3 separate regions of the Mus musculus genome follow, and all the other regions are linked to region 2. Evidence: chromatin loops called from intact Hi-C (ENCODE). Cell type or tissue: gastrocnemius. All regions are shown on one strand. Links, peaks and the distances in the headings refer to the core of each region. The heading gives the core; the rest is flanking DNA. Region 1 holds the start of Gm40755. Region 2 holds the start of Gm36440 (a long non-coding RNA gene). Region 3 overlaps Otogl (otogelin-like).

Region 1 (7,279 bases), core at 1,067-6,066, 110 kb after region 2:
TGGGAATTGAACTCAGGACCCTTGGAAGGGCAGTCAGTGCTCTTAACCGCTGAGCCATCTCTCCAGCCACCTGCGTGCATTCCTTTCTAATCCGTACATCATAACTGTCATGTTTATATCTATATAATCTTGACTCACTTAAAGTCTAAGCCTCTCCTTTCTACCCTGGCAGTGGGGATAAGGAATAGCTACATTACAGTGCTGCCCTGACCTTTAAGCACTTCAGCCCTGCGCTATGCAGGTAGAAGGTTCAAGTAGATGTTGGCTTATAACATAAAGCCTTCAGTGCTATCCTTAGCTAGGAAATAGTGCTGTTTTCTGTGGTAACTGTCTTCAGGCCGTACCTCTGTAAACAGAACAGACAGGCAAAGACTGAGAAGCCCTCAGTGTGCTGCCTCTTTGGAAGTCCACGAAGCCACAACTCACCCTTCTTGCCTCGTTTCCTTCCTATACTTGGGAGCATCACTGGACAATGCCTGTGCTCGAGCCAGTTCTATGCCCCCAGACTGCAACCTGGTGGCTCTTAACCCTGACTCACGGTGGAACTACATGGGGAATTAAAAAAATATTAAGGCCTGGGCTTCATTCCCAAACCCATTAAATCACATGGGAGTGGGAGTGGAGGGCAGGAAGGGCCAAGAATCAGCAAGGGGGAGCATTTATTTTTAAGTTCCGCACATGATAGCAACAGGCTGCCAAAGTTAAGAACCACAACTCTTTGACACTTAAAAATACTGCGAAAGCATCTGCAAGAATATGCGGATGCAGTGAATATGTACGCACGGAAGTCAGTGCGGCTTGACCCAAGAACCTCACCCTCAAGTTAGTCCCAGCTTCATCCTCTCTTCCCTCTAGACGAAGAGCCAATAAATACCAACAGCGGGCTGTGGTCCCATGCTCTTACACTAGTACCCAGGGCTAAGTCTTACCCTTCTTCCTAGAGTCCAGCCTTGCTCTCTCCAAATCTATACCACTTTATTCCTGTTTTGCCCAGTTTCTTTACAAGAGGCCATGAATGCAGGCATGTAATGATCACCTGTCTGGTTTGAAAAACACAAACACTAACAGGTAGCAGGTAGCATACCATGTACTGGTTATCCCACTTACAGCTAGTTACTACCACACTGGAAAGGTAGAAAATGAGTTTCAAAAACCCTAATTAATGAAAACTATAGAGCTGGCCTCATTAAAGGATATCTGGAAATGTGGATGTTTACGCTCCACTCCCACAGTATCAGCCCTGTGTTCTAGTGTTCTAGCCCTCATCGGGTGGTTTTAACCGGTTTCCTTGCAGCAATATAACTAAGACAATAGAATAATAAAGTGAGCTAGGGAAAACCAGAACACACTCACCACACGGATGTTTAATCAGCACACCTGGGGGGAAGGGAAGCAGGCTGGTTTCACTTTTTATTCCAGGCTGGCCCCAACCACAGAGAGATCTGCCTGTCTCTGCGTCTGTGGTGGGATCGGAAAATATGCACAACCACCGACAACAATACTAACTTCTTGAAGGAACAGTATTTCTTTCAAACCCTGAAAAAGGTCCTCTAGGCACACTGCAGGGTAACGGGGAAATAAACTTGGTTGGGCATACAGTGTGAATGAATGCAAGCGTCACTGGACAGTAGACAAAATATATCTTTGTTTCACTACTGACAGGTGGGCGGTACCTAAGAAGTTTCTAAAATACAGCTTACTAGAACAGGAGTGTTAGACTATGTAGCCCACATAAACCCGGCAGCAAGTGGATTTCACTGTTCTACTAGAAGAAATGGCATGTAATTCTAAGTCAACAACAACCTGAAAAGCAGGGAAATGGTTCAGCCTCAACATTCTAAAATATATATTCTGCAACTGGTAAAGCCATCTAAGAAATAAAAAAATAAAATAAAATAAAATAAAAAAGTCTAAAATTCTAAAGCTCGGGGAAGGAGACAGTGGAGAAGCATGCCTGCTAATTAGATACTGTGGTGAAATATGGCTTCGTTTTGTTGGGTCCTCCAGCTTGAAATGGAGCCATGGTTACCAGTAAAAGAAAGCAATTCTCAATTCCCTATTCAATAAAAAAGGTTCAAATTCCACAGACCAAAAAAAGAAAAAAATGGTACCCTGGATTGTTTGTTTTTAAGGAAGATTAAATTTAGGAGTTGCCAACACCCAAACGAAAAACATTCCAGAGTATTAGGCTCAATTACAGAGGGGAGCCATCTACATTCCCAGCACTGGGCTCCCTCACTCACTCAGAGGAGGAGGACCTATTAACAAAAGATGTTTCTTGCCCTCTCACAAGATACACCCTACTTATTTCTCCTGTTTTTGTTTTTGTTGTTGTTCAAAGTAAATTAAAAAAATATATAATTTTAGCACAAGCAGCCAGGCCAAAAAAATGAAGTTTTACATCTGCCAACATATCTCCCAAAATAAGACTCCTGTCAGATGAACCCTGAAAGAAGAGTGGAAATGACAAGTTCTTTTATTTGGACCAGAAGATGCTTTTAAAAATAAAGCTAAGGAATGCAGCCTTCCCAAAGCTGTGTCTTCAATTCCCCTTAACCTTCATATTTTTACATTTGAAATAAAAAAAGAGAGAAGAGAGAGAAGAAACCTGGAAATTTGATTACCATTCTTATGAATTACTTTGAAAGCAACTTTAATGAGTAGCAGATATCTTGAATAAATGGCAAGCCACCAGGACAGTTGTTCTGGCTGATAAAAATCTCTTGAGACATTCACATAAAAATCCAAAAATATATCCTACAGAGACACACTGATTCTCTAGGTATGAAAGTCATAGTAATACTTTAAATTATGATCCTAATATACTCATTACTACAAACTACCTAGCCCACAATTAAAGTTAGTAAATTGGTGGGGGTTAGGGGCTGGAGACAGACTCCCCAACACATAGCCCTGACTGGTCTCGAACTCCCTGCCTTCCTGTCTGTGCCTCATAGGACTGGAATCACAGGTGTGAGCCTTGATGCCTGGCTTCTAATGTCATTTTATGTTTTGTTTTGTTTTGTTTTGTTTTGTTTTGTTTTGTTTAAGCAGTGCTGGGGACCAAACACTGGGCCTTAATGGTGCTAAGCAAATGCTTTATCACTGAGCTACATTCTCAGCCCAAAGTTAGTAAATATTTTAACAGCCCTTTAATGGCTAACAAGGCCAAGAATTAAAAAGTTGTGGGTGGAGAGTTAAAACTAAAAAGCCATAGAGTAAAAGATGTGGCTTCCTCGAGTGAAAAACAGAGGTCAAACCACTTCCCAGAGTTTTGGAATTGCTTCCTTTCAGGTAGATGAAGGTGTGATTATACACTTGCTTAAAAATCTTTCAAAGTTTCAAGATCTCTAATAGAACGTTCCTGATGCTAGAAGAAATGTTTGGTGATATAACACACACACACACACACACACACACACACACACACACACACACACACACCAAACATAAAGAACACACACCTCCAACAAATATTTTCCCGATTGTTCAAGACCACAATTAGTTGCTGAGACTCCAGAACTTAGTTGCTACAGCATCTCTGCTGTCCAAAATACCGCTGGGGCGACTTTAACACGGGTTTACTGCGAGATAACGCTTAGCTATTGCTAAGGCTACGCTTTCTTTAAAGGTGCCTTTGCTTGTAAACACTGCTAGGGAAGTGGAGATAAAACAACCTGATAGCCCGAGATGGACACGTGGGAAATCAGAAGACGTCATCACCTCCACGAATCGATTTCCCTAACACTTGATCTCTCTCTCTCTCTCTCTCTCTCTCTCTCTCTCTCTCTCTCTCTCTCTCTCACACACACACACACACACACACACACACACACACACACAGACTCAGAGACAGACAGACAGACAGACAGACAGACAGAAGTCTAGGCTGCCAAATCCTGGGGAATACCAACTGTCTATCATTCTAAAGCAATAATCCGGTTCCAGGGGCGGAAAAAAGAGCACGTGTCCAACTTTTCTGGGTCGGGGTAACTTCCCAGCAATCATTTACTCCAAGTAAAACTCCATCCCCGCTGCAGAGAGTGGAAGGGAACTCCGGGCCCCGGACCGAGGGAGCTCCCTGGTGGAAGACTCGGGAGGCGGCCCCGAGCCCCGCACCGGCCCGCCCCGCCCGGCTCACCTCCGCCGCGGGGATGTTGACCACGCCGGTGGAGCGGCGCTTCTCCCGCAGCTTCCTCTTCTCGATCTGCCCCTTGCCTTTCCTGGCGCTGGGTCCCGAGCTGCGGCCCTTCTCCCGGGCGCTATCCGGCTCCTCCTCATCGCCCCGGGACCCAGGCGCTCCCGAGGCCGCAGCGGCGCTAGGGCACTCGTCCTCCGCCCGCCGGGAGCCGGGAGCCGCGCGGGGCAGCGTGGACGAGCCGTGAGCGCAGTTCAGGGCGCCGGGCGCGGGGGCGGCAGGTGCGGCCGCGCCCGCGGGGCCGTGGTTGAGCTCCGAGGTTCCCGCGACCGCGGTCGGGGTCAGCGATCCCGCGGGGGACTTGGCGGCTGGATCCCCGCCGCTCGACCCCGGGCCCGCGGGGTTCTGCTTGGCGCGCATCTTCTCGCGCTTCGCCTTCCACTCCTCCAGGAAGTCCGTGGTGGTGCTGCCGCCGCTCCGGTAGCCGCCGGTCGCCATGTTCCCAGAGGGGCCGGCGGGGGCGCCCCTCACGCCGCGACTCCTGTCTCCCGCCGGCGCCGCCGCCTGCCCGGGAAGCGAGAATGCGCTGGGGACTGCGCGGGGTGAGCGCGCTGCCGGACCGACGCTCTGCAAGGAAGCACACGGGGCGGGGGAGGGGGCGCGGCGTCAGGTCCCGGGGTGGCCGCGAGACAGCGATCGCCGCGCCCTCGGCGTGGCCGCGCGTCCCAGCCGCCAAGTTCGCAGGACGTACCTCTGCGGTGCACCCCGAGAAATCCGACCCCGGGGAAGGAAGAGAGAGGAAGAGATGGGCCCCACCCTCGCCGCCCTCCCCGTCGCACCCAGGTCCCCGACCCCGCACCGGGACACCCGCGCCGCTGCCACCTGTGTGCACAGCTCCCCGGGACTCCCATTCCGCTCGCGCGGGCCTGAGCTCCGCGCCGCAGACGCCTCCATTCCGAGACGGGACGCGGAGAGCCACCAGCCGGCTGGAACCGGGGGGGACGTGTCCAGCGGAGAGGAGACCCGTGCGCGAGTCCCGTGCGGGTGGCCCGGAAGAGCCCCTTACCTCCGAGAAGTTTTTAGGTGGGACAAGGAGCGTGGCGGGGATGAGGGTTGTCCAGGTGAGCCGGAGCGTCCGGGACGCGCACGACCAGCCCCGGCAAACTCGCCGGCCTGAGCTGGGGGCAGTCCCTGGCTGGAGGGAGGGAGCGAGCGAGGGGCGGAGGGGGGCGGGAACCGAGCGGGGCCGAAGCGGGGCGGAAAGGGCCGAGTCCCTGCGGCCCGAAAGGGGGCGGAGAAGTACCGCCGAAGCCCCGCCCTCCGCGCTCAGGTGCGCGGCGCCCCGCCCCTCCCGCCGCCCTGACTCCTCCCTCCCGGGAATCGCACTCAGAGCGGACACCTCCTACCCAGGCTCGCAACTTCACTGCGGGCTGCCTTCCAGCTCCGCAGATTCTAGGGCGGGATCGGCCGATCCACGCCCCTCTCTCTCCTCACTCCTCTTCCCCGCCCCTCGGGTCTCCCACCACTCTTCCTTTTAAGTACAAGACCGTATTATTCTAGGGAAAGTTGTGACTTGCCGGAGGAAAAGTGCTACCAGCTAGGGGATGATTCAGGACCTGGCTCGCCAGGGTGGGGAAATACCCACATGGTCCCTTTCCCTCGCCGCCCTTCCCTCCCTCTTTCTAGACGCCAGGGGGGTGGCAGGTAGGAGACTGAGAAACCCAGCAAGCCCCTTCAAAAGCAGCGAGTGTCGTGATTTAAAAAAAAAAAAAAAGTTAGCTAAAAGGAGATGCTAAAATGATCGATGAATTATCAAGAGTTTTTTATTCTTTCAAGATCTTGTTGGCAACCCATGCGGTCTTCACGCTGTCTCTACACCGCTTATAGGCAGATTTAGCAGCAAATCTCCCCACCATCGACCTAAAGCTGGAGAGTCTCTGACTTTCCATCTTTTCTATGCCCAGGCATGAGTCAGTCCATCCTCACCTGCGATCAGAGCTAAGGGGACTTATCTCTCACATCTGTGCAATGTCAGAGTGCATCATTTTCAGGAGCTATGAAACCGTGTTTCCCAAACAGTAAGAGTCCGGAGGCACATAGGCTGACCGAACGATTCATCGTCGTTTTGCTCAGGTGACACAATGTAGGTAAGGAGGCAGCAGGTAACACGCCACAGCAATGGGCACAGGCTATAGTGACTCACAGTCTTGCATTTCTCAGAAGCAATTCTGGTCTTTGGTCTGCCTGTTGGGCTGGACATACGATTAACTTGGAGAAGGCTTAGAAAGTTGCTTGGTAAAAGGCCTCTCCCCGCACCCCACCCAAGAAGGATTAAAAAAAAAAAACAAAACAAAAAAACCAGGCTGACTGCGAGCCTAGCTGGTACCAACTTAGGTGTGCTGTGTTGGTTTCTCGGGCTTGTTTTCTGAGGCAAGCTGGAGCCTGGCTATATAGGTTCACATTCCTGAGTTAGTTACCTGAGAATGCTCACTTGGAAGGATTAAACACAGCGCTGGAAAGAGGACAGGCTCAGCCTGGATACGCATATGTAAATTACCACAGGGATCTTTAATGTATGTTTAAATTCTCTGAATTCAGTCGCTTTCTTTACTATGAAATACAGTACCTCGTTTTTAAAAGCTGTTTTAAGAGTCGACTCTGATTGTGGTGTGCTTGATTCAAGGACTACTTCTGATAATAAGATTTCAAACAATCATAGGTTTCTGTCTGGGAAGTGGAAGAAAGGAGAAAAAGACAAGGTAAGGAATATGTATTAACTTGAAAGCAATACACCTTGAATGAACAAGGGTAACACTTATAAATACAAATTTATCTCTTAATCGTCTCTGAGTCAGGAGTGCTGGCTTGCTTGGCTTTGGGTAAGTTGCTTAACTTCTGTGCCTCTGTTTACCTGCATATAAAATGGGCTAATGATACCTCCGTCGTCAGAGCACTGTGAAAGCGCCTCAGGTCCTTAGATAAAAGGTAAGAGGTGGGAACCAGAGCAGTTGCTAGTCTATAAAGTCCCCAGGGAAGAGTGGATGAAAGAGATTATTAAGGTACAAAGCACTCCATTTTGTTATTGTTATCGCTTATTATACCCTTTGTCTTGGCTTTGGCATTCTCCATATTCCCAAAGAT
Region 2 (7,279 bases), core at 1,390-6,389:
CTTTAAGCCTATATATCTGAATTATTTTTCAAAACTCCATCATAAATAATGTCAACATGTTCTTTTCATAATTGTTAGATACAGATATTCTGTACCTGCTTAGCCATTCAATACTGTCCCTCATTACCTGAGTTTCATGTCCTAGTTATTTCAACATGGCCTCCCTCTTCACTTAGCGATTCCTTTATGTTGGTTCTAACACACAATTCTAACCAGAAATGCCTGACCGGGGCTGTTCAAATGACGATGCTTTGCCGGCAGAAAGGTACGAGAGTGTGGCCTTCAAGTGTCCACTGCAGTGCAGATCAAAACACCCACGAGAAAGCAAGACAGTAATGTCCCCGAGACAACAGGGGGATAGAGAAGCCCTTTGGCTTAATGAGAGGCCAGATATAACTGCATCAGGGAAGAGTGGTCAGCCTCTATAGCTGGAGGCTTGTGATTTGGAGAGCTAAAGGGACAGCAAAGGCCATGGCCACAGTAGTGAACAGAAATGTGTTCCAATCAACTCTGACATAATGACCTTTACTCCTATTGAATCAATTGCCATAGACGAATTCAAGGATCTAAATTTAGCACTAAATTACATGTATTTAAATGAATTTGTGAGTGGTCTGTTATTAGTTCCTTCACTGGATCTCACACAAGGCTAGGAGATCTGAGGTAAAGCATACAAATAGCAGACTTTTATCAAGTACAAGAGAATATCGCAGAATGTGACAAACCATGCTCCCAGAGAGGAAGTGGGCTGTTGTGTCCATGATCACAGTCTCCTTAGTAACTTCCATAAGATGCCGTAGCATCCATGAGGCCCCAGTTCCCTCACTGATGTCTGATCTTCAGATGGACATACCAGTCTAACTAGATCAATAGGACACAAAAGCCAGCGCTATTAGAATGTTCGCACAATCTCCTTTGAAGGAGATGCTAGGAAGGGATGTTCCCTCTCCTCCTCTGCCTCCCCAGAAAGGAGGGAAGTACTGTAGAAAGGTAGGCTCTATTCCAACAGTGGAAGACGAAGACCCAGATAGGAAAAGAGAGAATGAAGAGAGCCACTGAACAATAGGGACTTTAAAGGCCATAGGAAGACGAGACATTCCTCTTATACCCCAATGGACCAGAAGAAACAGATTTAGGCTCTGACCAACATCCCAAATAAAAACTGGGGAGAGAAAGCAGAAAAGTTGCATCTTAGAGAAAGATGGACAGGCCCAAAGTTGGCCGGGACCGAACTAGGGAGCAGGAATTCTGGGAAGGAAAAGAAAAGAATAGTAGCCTTTAAAGGGATAATTATTCTACCTCCTTCTGTTTTTTTTGTTTTTGTTTTTGTTTTTGTTTTTGTTTTAAGAATGACTTGAGGTGAGTCTACCTTCCTGGGGTGGTCCTGCCTTTTTTAGAAGAGCAGTGGTGACCTGACCCAACTGAACTATCTGGTCTCTACCACAGCCAGAGAGTTGGCGTCCCTTTGATCTGGAGGGGGTCTAGTTTCCCCTGAATAGACACTTACTACTGTTGGGTTACCTCCACTTTAATATACTGTATACTGAGTATCACTAAGAACAACATAAAACTCTGCATTACAGTCCATGTTTAAAGAACTCCGCAGATCTGAGGAACGGGGATTGCAGGAAGTCAACCTTTCTGTAGACGCAGTTGTTTGATGAAAAACTTTCGAGAAAACAAATGATGCAATTTACAGAGTAGCCGGAGTCCCTGCCAAAGTCCCTTCTTGCTTGGAGAGAACTGGGCTAGGCCTCCACAGGACGAGGCCGTGATAGAGATGTGACTCGCCACTGTCAACACCAAGCTGTGGAGTGAAGAGTGACTTGGAGAGGAAAGAGTCACCATCTCTGAACTGAGCCAGCACATGGTCCTCGAGAGCCAGAAGGAGGAGCCGGAGAGACAAGCTAACGTGCAGAGGATGTGCCAGCTGTCCAGACTGGATACTCTCTGGAGTAGCAAAAACCAAAGGGTTTCTTATAGCTCTTATCAACTACAAAGAAGGCTAGAAGGTAGCTGGGTTTAAGTCAACAAGCTTCTCAATTAAGCACGTATCGTGGCGCGAAGCAGATCACCGCACCTCGGGGACTCAGCATCCCCAAGGATATGTGGTATAGTCCTCCTAAGAGCCAGCACATGAACCGGCTCAGGGGGCACACGCCTTTAATCCCAGCACTCGGGAAACCAAGGCAGGCAGATCTCTGGAATTCGAGGCCAGCCTGGTCTACAGAGCCGAGTTCCAGGACAGCCAGGGTTACACAGGGAAACCCTGTCTGGAGAGGGGGAAAAGCCAGAGACATGAGATTTTCTATGTAAAACTCCAAAGAAACAGAGCCACGTAGTCAACACTGGTCAAATAAGCAGCTACGCCCTACAGAGAACACAGCAGCCTCTCTAGGGCAAGGAAGAGCCTTCAGATCCTATAGCAAGTGTTGTCGGGGTTGGGCTGGGGAGTAAGTGGGGGGGGGTGCTAATACTAAGGATTATCACCTCTACCTCTTTGAAGGAGGAGGCAGAGACTTTGAAAGCAACTGACTTTAGACATTGAAAATGAATACTGCCAGCCTTAAGACTTTCGGGATCCAGGGCACTGAGCTGAGGTGCCACTAAGGAGGCTTATGGCAAGTGGCAGGCAGAGAATTTTGACAGAGTACACTTAGTAACAATTACGGGGGGGGGGGGAACCCTTTCATGTTTGTACCCAGATGCAAGCAAATATCCTCACTAAACTGCTCTTATGTTAATGTTTGCACTTCCTGAACACAAGGAGAAGTGCCCCTCCACAGAGGTTTCCAGGGAAGCAACAGAAGGGACAGGGTGGCAGCTGTGATAAGGTTGTGGTGTTTGAAGGTTACGGTAAGTCTCCATCGAAGGCCAGATATATTGTAGAACAACGGCTGAGTTGAGAAGGGTGGAGCCCCAGAGTCCATCTCAGAAAAGAAATCATTCTCTTGAGCGACTCTAGTTGTCACAAAGGCTGTTGCGAAAGCAGTTGCGCTCTCGATGTAGTTTCTGGCTCCTCTGACGGCTGTCCTTATACTTGTGTGAGTTAAACGCAGACACAAATGTAGCCAAATTCAGACTGGGGACGGAGAGTCAGAACAACTGTTGTGTGGTGACACTTGGGAGCCAGTCCCTGGCTTTTTTTTTTTTTTCTTCCCTTTCTATTAAAAAAAAAAAAACAGTTAGCAAAAGTTCTTTGGCTTAGCAAACCAGATAGAGCATGCAACATTTGAGCCCCAATGCATGACATAAGAAGATGCCCATTTTCATTCAGACTCTGAAATCTCAGGATAAGGAATGAAATGTCAAATAATTTCACACATCTATAGTTTGCTATGCAGCCTTTCCCAGAGACCTCTGCTTCCAGACGAACAGACAAGGGGATTTCCGGCAACCGACACTTGGGTAGAAGGGTCAGTGCCACATCTTTAGGTAACTGTGGTCAGAGGTAAAGATTGCTCCTTCCACAGCTCTGATCCAAAACTTCCTTTCCCCCGGGGGTCTGAGAAGCAGCAGCGCCAGACAGTCTCAGCATTCCTGACATTCCCTAAGGGCTGAGGCAACTCTAACCCTGGCCGCTCCTCAGGCACCTGAGGGACTGGACCACTAGCTCTTCCGTGGGGAGCTGAGTGCAAGGACAGGAGAAAGCCCTAAAGGCAACGCAGAGGAGGGTTAGAAAGTTCAATAAACGATCCTGGTCTAACCAGCAACCCGGGCTCCTATGCTCAGGCCGCAGTGACTCACCTAAGCATGGAAAGAGCTGGAAGGAAGCTGAAAGCCCTTAAGTCCATCCTGAATAAAGATTTTTAGCTAGAATAACTTGGGGGGGGGGGGGGCGGAGCGCGCGTGCGCACACATGAACGCAGGCATGTATGCCTGCCTGCCTGCCTGCCTGTGTGTCCTGTGCGTGGAGTAGGCTCACTGAATCTCTTCAGATTCCCTGTGCTGAACAATCCTTACTAACTTTCCTTGTTCCCTGCTACTCTGTCAACCTTCCTGTCCCTTTGTCTTTCCCCATACACGATCTGGAAGCTTGCTAAGGTAAATGGGAGAACTGGAAGGGTTTTTTTTTTAATTCATTAAAACTGCACACAGCCACTAGAGGGCAGTGCTGATACGAGTCTCTCCAGATTTCCTCTCTCTTCAAACTCAGGCTGGCCCATCCGCACATCCTGTAACAGGATGTTTCTGAACTCTTCCTTCAATTCTCTGCGTAAATAAACAACCCAGGCTGGATACACCCAGACTCACATCCCAGTAAACCCGCGAATCACGCAGGTCCAAATTCCTGGTAACCTACAATCTTGCCTAATTTTATAACATACCACAATCAGAGCTGAAACTCGAACTCTGCCCGAGTTTTGGAATGCCTCTCAAAACGCTATCCGGAAGAGTTAAAAGAACTTTGCCAAGAAAAGGCACGTTAAGTGTTCTAGGGCAGCTTGGCTGTACATGATTCTGTTTTTATTTCTATAGTCAAGTTCTCAGTGTACGCTTTGGTCAAAAGCAGAGGAGCTCAGCTGGGCGAAATCTGTAAGATTAGTCATGTACACAAACAGAGGGACGGAGAGCCACGGATGTTTGTCTTGGCACTATGAGTATAAACTGGGGTCTGCTGAGTCTATCTCAGTGACTCAGTGGACCAAGAAAAGCAAAGATAAAAGCCGTGCGTTCCACGGGCAGAATTTCTTTTCCAAGTAGTTCAGCTTAGGGCTCAGGGATCTTGCACCTCCGCGTAGAAAGCAAGCCAGCATCTCACCACCCAGCCTTAAGCACTAGGGTAGCTGTCTCAGCCTGTGGGTCGCGACCCCCTTGACAAAGCTCTATCTCCAAAAATATTTACATTAGGATTCATAACAGTAGCAAAATTAGATTATGAAACAACAAAAGTAATTTTATGGATGGGGGTTCACCAGAACGTGAAAAACCACTGGAGGCTAACATGTGGCTGAAGACTAGGTAAAGCTGAAAGGGGCTTGACAAGGATACAGGGCTGGGCACAGCACTCTGGGCCCCCGGAGCTGGAGCTGTTCTTCTTCAGACACTCGTATTTACTGATACCAAGCTTATCTTTGGTTTCTCAGCAAAGGCAGATAAGGTGAGGGAAATATTTGTAGGCAGAGATTTCTGGAATTTCCCCACAGTGTTGAAATAGCCCCGAGAGTTCAAGAAGGCCATATTTGGACAATGATAAGTATGTTATTTTTTTTTTCTATCTTTTCTGTTTTCCCTGCTATATAATAACATTTAACCTCCTTCACACAAGGTCAGGGGTGCTGTCCCAAAACTGCCCCAAAGGCATCTCTTTTCCAAGGACAGGAGATCCAGGACCCTCCCAGGGTCATGAACATATATACTATGTTTCTAAAGGGAAAATGACCAACAGAGGCAGTGCTTACTGAAGTCAGACGGGGACTGTAACTCAGCAAACCTTCCTCATGAGGGAGAAGATGGGATAAACAATGGATTCCTAGCTGAAATCCTACAATTGTGGAGAGGTCTTCCAGGGCTGCACTGCACTTGGGGGAAGGGGGGGCAGGAGGAGAAAAGGGAGGAGAGAGAGAGGGAGAGGGAGGGAGGGAGGGGGGAAAGGAGAGGGAGGAGAGAGAAGAGGAGGGAGAGGGAGAGAGAACAGAAAAACAAAGATGGAAGTGTGTGCCATTAGGAGGCTCTGAAAGATTACTCCTGACGCAGCAAAACCTGAGGTAAAATGTTGACAAAGGGCGGAGGTGGAGACTCCACCCTCGTTCACCTGCTCCTGACCTCTGAGGCACTGTCAGCAAGACATCATCCATGAGTCTTTTTCTTTTACAGATGTTTTATCTACAGGATGGTGCGCCCCAGGAAATCAAGAAACAACCACCTCTCCTCTCTCCCATCACCTTACAAACCCAAGACCTGGCACACTGGGAAAAATAAAAACAGAACCGGGCAAGAGATTCTCAACGGTCCGTGAACTCCCGGTAGGAACTTGGCTAAATAGAGTTGTTTCGGGTACATGACAACTTGGCCTCTTCTGTGTTCTCCTGAATGTATAATTGATGTGGCCCATCTGTTTCCAGTAAAGGAACTTTTGTTTTGCTTTTTGTTGTTGTTGTTGTTTCTCCGCTACTTTCAGGCAGAACGAATGGCTTTCTCATTAGGCAGTGTTCACGGGCTCTTAGAAGACGCATTTAGAACAGAAAGCCCCCTCCCCCTTCCCACCCCAACACCACTTAGACTGCCAGCTGACTTGAGACTCTTCCTTCTCATTCCATGCTGGTTATATGAGAAATCCTGCTGGTCTCCGTGCAGGGAGCTTCCCAGGTGAGACTACTAAATACCCCGGGATGGGACAGTGTAGTTATTACAATCCCGTGGTACTCTCGTGGATGTGTGGGTTGGCAGCTGCCAGCCCCTGTCGTTCCGGGGCTTAGAGAAGGGAAATAACAAGGAACATCTTCTTGGGTCTCCAAGCTCACTCTGCAGGTATTTGCTGAGCATGCCTCTGGCATCCGAGTTTAATAATGATTAGAATCTAGCATAGCAAAAGAAAGCCAGGCTGTGTTCTTCCCAGTACAAGGAAACACACCACCAACAAAAACTTGAGTAATGGTGATTTCACATGCACAGAGGAGAAGGAGGTAGGAAGGGAGGAAGGGAAGAAGGAAGGGAGGAAGGAAGGAAGGAAGGAAGGAAGGAAGGAAGGAAGGAAGGAAGGAAAAAAGGAAGGTATTGGTGAAGTTGGAAAACAACTGAGAACCCTTCCTGATCTACTGAGGTAAAATGTCAGGAAATTCCTCAGAAAGCTATAGAGTCACCATATAGCAATCCCACCCATAAATGAATGCCTACGAGAACCAGAGCATGACTATTATCTAGTAACTAGTGCATGGCTATTCAAAGAAATGTTTCTCAGCCCCAACGTTGAAGTAACCCCAAAGTACTACCTACCAACTGATAAAGAAAAATGTGCTTCTTATGTATGGTGGCATGGGTTAACCCAAGAACATGCCTAGTGAAAAAGTCGCAGTGCGCTGGCTATTCCTGGTTGACACCTTGACTACATCTGGAGTGAACTACAATCCAGAAATGGAGGGCACACCTATGAACCAGACCTTGAGGCTGGAAGACACAAGTTTCTGACCTGGATCTTGGCATGGAGATCTTGAGGCACTGTGACCATGAAAAGTTTAGACCCAGACAAGGTAGTGCATGCCTTTAATCCCAGGAGACTAAGGCAAGGAGATCTCAGAGTTCAAGGTCAGCCTGGGACAAAGCAAGTCCCAGATCCAGG
Region 3 (5,000 bases), core at 1-5,000, 650 kb after region 2:
CCAAATGCCATGTTCCAATGTGGAAAGGGTTTCCAAGATGTTTTTATACTAAAGAATGAAAGAAAGACATAAATAAAGGTCTTTTTCAAATATACTAATAGGAATTTGAGGTTGGCAGATGACAGCAAAGTGGGAAATATTTGCTATGGGCTTTGGATGCATCTGGGATTTTGGGTCAGTGGAAGCTAGTTTGTTCTGTTATACTAGCAACCTCCCCAAAGATGTTATTTGATTTGTAAGATTGTTAGGTCAGATGAGCAGCGGGGAACAATGTTGGGTGTTAACGGAAACCAAAGACAGCCTAAGAGATCTCAGCTCCAGATCTGCAACCTTCCAGGCCCCCTCCTTCTGGCAGTTCTAACCCACCATTTCCCAGCCTTGTGGAAGTTTTAACACATGGGTGGCTTTCTCTGGGAGCTTCAGTTCACAGAGATGAACGCTGGACAATGATCAGAAAGTTCAAATCACTTAACTCCATGGAACGCTGTATTGACCTTTGATGAGATAAGGAAAAGATGTTTACTTCCTAGGATATTAAGCTGAAGACTGAGAATCCTTCGTAGCGTTTGGTACCCTGGATGCGAGGAAGAGGCAGGACGGAAGCAGGAAGTGTAAGAAGCTTTTATAAGCAAAGATTTTGCTGTGAAGGAGGAACTGGAAATGGACTCATAGTGGGAGGGATTATTTTGAAGTCATTTTATAATAAAGACCTAGGCGCTTCTCAGAATGATCATTACTCTCTGGTATCGTGAAATGCCCTTGGTGTGTGAAAAATTGAGAAATGGGCTATCTTAGGAGCGCGCAGTCTTTTTTAAAGGATACAGTCTGTCAACAGCACATTAAGGTGGTATTTCCTAGGGCTGTGGAATGGCTAATAGCATTACTCCCTTATCTAGAGCAGGGCCACTGAAACTCAGAGGTCACTCAGCTCTAGCTAAGCCTCACAACCTGAGGGAAAAGAGTTTGACTCCCTGTGCCCTGTGTACCTAGTGCTGGGAGTGTAAGGGAAGAAGAGAAAATTCTACTTGCTTTCTTTACCTGTGCATGTGTGCATGTGTGCATGCCCGTCTGTGTGTGCGTGTAATTGTTTACTACATTTGGGCTTATTCACAGTCACAAATATGTCTCATCATGACCCTTCTGGTAGCTATAAGGAGGTGAGGTTGCTGCATGATCACATGGTAACAATGATCCCAGGGGAGCTGGGGAGGAAGTAAGCTCTTATTACTTATTATTGATGCTATTACTAATAAGCTTATATTACACTTATTAACAGTATCTGAGGTGACTAACACTGACTCCCCAGTGCCCCTAGTATATTGTCTTTAAGTTCTTATTGTTGTAGGAAGGATTGGTGGTGGTGGTGGTGGTGGGGTCCCTTAAAGATGTTGGAAGAAATTTATATATGCCAAGATCTTTCTTATTTCTGCTCATCCTTTCTTTCTCTCTTATCCTGTATGCTGAAGTATCTAGGCTGACTCTTGATTGTGCCCATGGTCCAAGGGGACTCATGCACTAAGCTGGGCTTCAATGTGACCCTGCACCCCTTCTTTCAAGTGCCCAAATGAACCATCAATCACTCTTGTTGCTGATACCAAGCAACTGTTAGAAAACAAGGTGCTCCATGAAAATGAGTGCTGTTTGTGAGAAAATGTGTCAAGCGGTGTATTGTGGGGCACATATGTAAATTCCTATTATCTGTATTTTATAATAGCTTTTTCACACTGAGGGATTCTATCCTTTGGAAGTTGGGCATAATATTAGCTGCATAGCAAAGCCAACAGGATCTTGTCATGTGTGACTATAAAGTTACAGATAAGGGAGAAAATAATAGCTTTTGGAAAATGGCTCAAGAGAATAGGCATGAATTTTGTCCTTTACAAAGAAACTGAAAAAAATAATTGAGTAACACACACACACACACACACACACACACACACACACACACACACACACACAGACACACTCACACACACATGGATTACTGCATTCAACTGTAATCCACTGTCTGTAGTTTGTCAACTCTCTTATAACTTTAACTTCTCTCTGCTGCCTGATAAAATTTAAAATAGGATTATATAAGTGGTTAAAGGTTTATTACTCAAGTCCATTGTACAAAACAAGCAGCTGATCACGTAGAAACCAACTATTCATATTTTAAAGGAATCATTTGTAAACGTGGTATCTAAGGCTTCGCTAACCATCCCTCATTAAGCCTGTTCAGTAGGGGAAGGCGTTTGCTTCGCCAACACTGCCCTCTGCTGCTGCTGACCTGTAAGTCAAGTTAGTATTTATCCGGAGTAGAAACACTGAGTGTCTCTGTCCAGATAACTAACAGATGAAGCAATAGGAAGTGTTTTGAAAAATCTTAATAATACTATTACAGCCTGCTAGTGTACGTGAGAGACAGATAACCAGCCTCTGCATACAAGGATCCTCATAAATTCTCTGTGGCATGTTAGAATCTAATAACTAGACTTGGCTGCACAGGGAAGATTACATTTTTTCCCCAATAAGGATACATTGGACACTAGCTTCCACAGGATGGCAGGGAAATAGGATCTTAGTCATACTTTGGCTCTCTTCCTGGGGAAGAATAGTAGCCTACACCCTGTCTTCTGGATTGTGTACACAGTTCTCAAGCCAATGGCATCTTGAAACTTCTGAGACTTACTTCTTTCTGTACCTCATATGAGGAATGGGGTTCTTTATTCAAACTACCCTTGCTAGGTCTTGAACCTGGAACTATAAACACATCCGCCTGTATCACTGCAACGAGTTTTGGTACAAACTCTAAAGCTCCCGAGAACTTCTGCCTCCGCCATTATTGCCCCCTGCTTATATGAAAAGAACCTCGTCTATGCACCTCTCCTGCTTTTCCGTTGAGATCTCAAGTCTCTTTTCAGGAAGCTTAGGACTGAATAACAGGCAGGGGAAGCTACTGCTGATCTTGTTTTGTTCTACAGACCTCTTCAGGGCAATAACAATCAAATATCATAGCGATCCACTAGGATGTCAAGTACACAGAAAGTGAAAGTGTGGGCTGAGTAGATGGCTCTATCCTTAAGAGCACTTGCTTCTCACAGAAGACTCGAGTTATGTCCCCATTATTCGCAACAGACATCTCACAACTGCCTGTAACACCATCTCCAGGGAATTTGACACTCTCTTCTGGATTCACACACACACACACACACACACACACACACACACACACACACACACACATTTATAATAAAGAAGTAAAAGTAAATAATACACTATAGCAAAATAACCCAACCAATCAAACAAACAAGCAAAAAACCTGAAACTTCCACAGATTGTTCCTCTATGTTTCTACCCATTTCTAAGAACACGAGTTTAGTGTGTCCCAGACATAAGCATGTGCTTTGGACATTCTGTGTTCAAATTCTACCTCCATAACCTTCCCCATAGTGATCTGTATGAGCCCCTGGTTTGCAGTTTTATAAATTTCATAGCTATCATGCAGTAGTGGCAAACGGAGTTCTCCTATGTGCCTGATGACGAACATGGAGAAAGTTTAGGCATACCAAACCTCAGCTACAAATATTTAATGTAGATCTTTCTATTTACACTTACTTCATTTATGTTTTCCACTAAAAGGGTTGAAGGATGCTTGCCATATTGCCCCAAGAATATGATCCTGGATGAGACGACTCTTAAATGTGTTCACCCAGAAGACTGTAAGTATGGACCTTGCTTAATTTACTGTTAAAAATAAAAAGCATAGATAATTTTTCCCTCAGGCAAATGGTTACAATTAGAAGCCTGAGACAGAGAATAAGAACTCATTTCAATCTCCAGTCCATGGAGCTAAAACAAACAAACAAAAAAACCCAACAACAAAAAAATCAACCAACCAACCAACCAGACAAAATAACTTCCCAATTATTTTCTAAAACATTTATGTCTTGCTTCTCATATCCCTCTTTTATGTTTTCTTTCTTAAAATATTTTCCTAGAAGACAAAGAGCTGTATGTAAATTAGGTGGGTCTTCTTTTATGGAAATATAGATCAATGCAGGCATCTCTATTTATTTGTAGGCATACCACTGTTTCCAACAGAACCAGCATTGCCACCAGGTAAGCTGCAATATCCAGGGATTTGGGCAGTTGCAACAATTTATCCCAGCTGCTAGTACATGGATTATCAAATTGATAAAAATCCCAGAAGTGGCCTTTTTTTTAAGGGCTGTGTGTATTTTCTGTAGTTATTCCACTTCTTTATCCATTTCAGTTAGTGTATGCTACTAAGGTTTCTTCAAAATCCATGGTAACGGAGTTATGAAGTTGGCTTTCAGGATCTCTCTCTCTCTCTCTCTCTCTCTCTCTCTCTCTCTCTCTCTCTCTCTCTCTCTCTCTCCAAGTTTTCTCTGGATCCTAACTATAAAACTTTCTCTAGGAAATTATTTTATAAATCCACTCGTCAAGTCTTGTCAAGCTTAATATAGTGCTCCTGGGGTTGTGATTTACAAAAGTTTAGTTTCAGATACTTAGATTCGGCAAACCTCAGTTTGAATCTTGTGTTTTTTTTTTTTTTTCTTTCCTGGCCCCTGGGTGTGGTGTGAATGTTAGATAGGGTATAGCTTTGATCTTAATATAAGCAACAGTTGTCAAGTATTTTAAAACATAACCTTCCATGAATGTAGCTTTTGGCTAACTATGGATCAAAAATCGTTGGAAAATATTCATATAGGCTAATGACATATAAAATGTTCCTTGTGACATCCCCTAAATACATGATAAATTATTGTTTACATAGTTTTTACATTATACAAGGCATACATCATTTAAGAGATGAGATGATTTAAGATAAGGAAGGAAACATAGGTTATATGCAAAATCACATTATCTGATGTTAGGGACTTGAGCATGCACAGATTACGGTGTGTGTGGTGGGTCTGCAACTGACCACTCAAGAGCACTCAGGGATGATCATATTATAGTGCACTATATTAGAATGATATAGGACCTATATA

Evidence for each region. Hi-C counts contacts between places; a loop is a spot of excess contacts. Peaks named below come from ENCODE experiments on the same cell type or tissue, not always from the same donor. Only the 100,000 strongest peaks of a DNase experiment are listed, where the experiment ranks them.
Region 1: it touches region 2 in a loop (2.7-fold over the local background); 10 of 42 quality-filtered maps call a loop at or near these places.
Region 3: a loop joins it to region 2, with 2.3 times the contacts of the local background. A loop is called at or near these places in 15 of 42 quality-filtered maps.

What each region holds. Positions count from the first base shown.
Region 1 is chr10:108,330,174-108,337,452 of GRCm38, reverse strand. Gm40755 reads left to right here and starts at 4,450. Exons shown (of 2, transcript XM_017314170.2): 1 at 4,450-7,279. The coding sequence starts at 4,720. The coding sequence ends at 5,676. Pawr (PRKC, apoptosis, WT1, regulator) reads right to left here and starts at 5,264. Exons shown (of 7, transcript NM_054056.2): 1 at 5,205-5,264; 2 at 4,142-4,765. The coding sequence starts at 4,636. In gastrocnemius, for the core only: a CTCF peak has its summit at 4,077; DNase peaks (open chromatin) are centred at 4,312, 4,593, 5,109, 5,425 and 1 more place; H3K4me3 peaks cover 2,512 bases; H3K27ac peaks cover 1,457 bases.
Region 2 is chr10:108,443,128-108,450,406 of GRCm38, reverse strand. All of the region lies in intron 1 of Gm36283 (predicted gene, 36283), which reads right to left. It overlaps Gm36440 (a long non-coding RNA gene), which reads left to right and starts at 5,601. Exons shown (of 2, transcript XR_380772.2): 1 at 5,601-5,708; 2 at 5,818-6,089. In gastrocnemius, for the core only: CTCF peaks have their summits at 3,916 and 4,116 (motif pointing right); DNase peaks (open chromatin) are centred at 3,577 and 4,136; H3K4me3 peaks cover 1,912 bases; H3K27ac peaks cover 2,963 bases.
Region 3 is chr10:107,797,426-107,802,425 of GRCm38, reverse strand. Otogl (otogelin-like) reads left to right here. Exons shown (of 58, transcript NM_001177567.2): 35 at 3,625-3,704; 36 at 4,066-4,104. Among named protein-coding and RNA genes, the nearest start is that of Ptprq, 80 kb to the right of the region's middle. In gastrocnemius, for the core only: a CTCF peak has its summit at 2,253 (motif pointing left); a DNase peak (open chromatin) is centred at 2,254.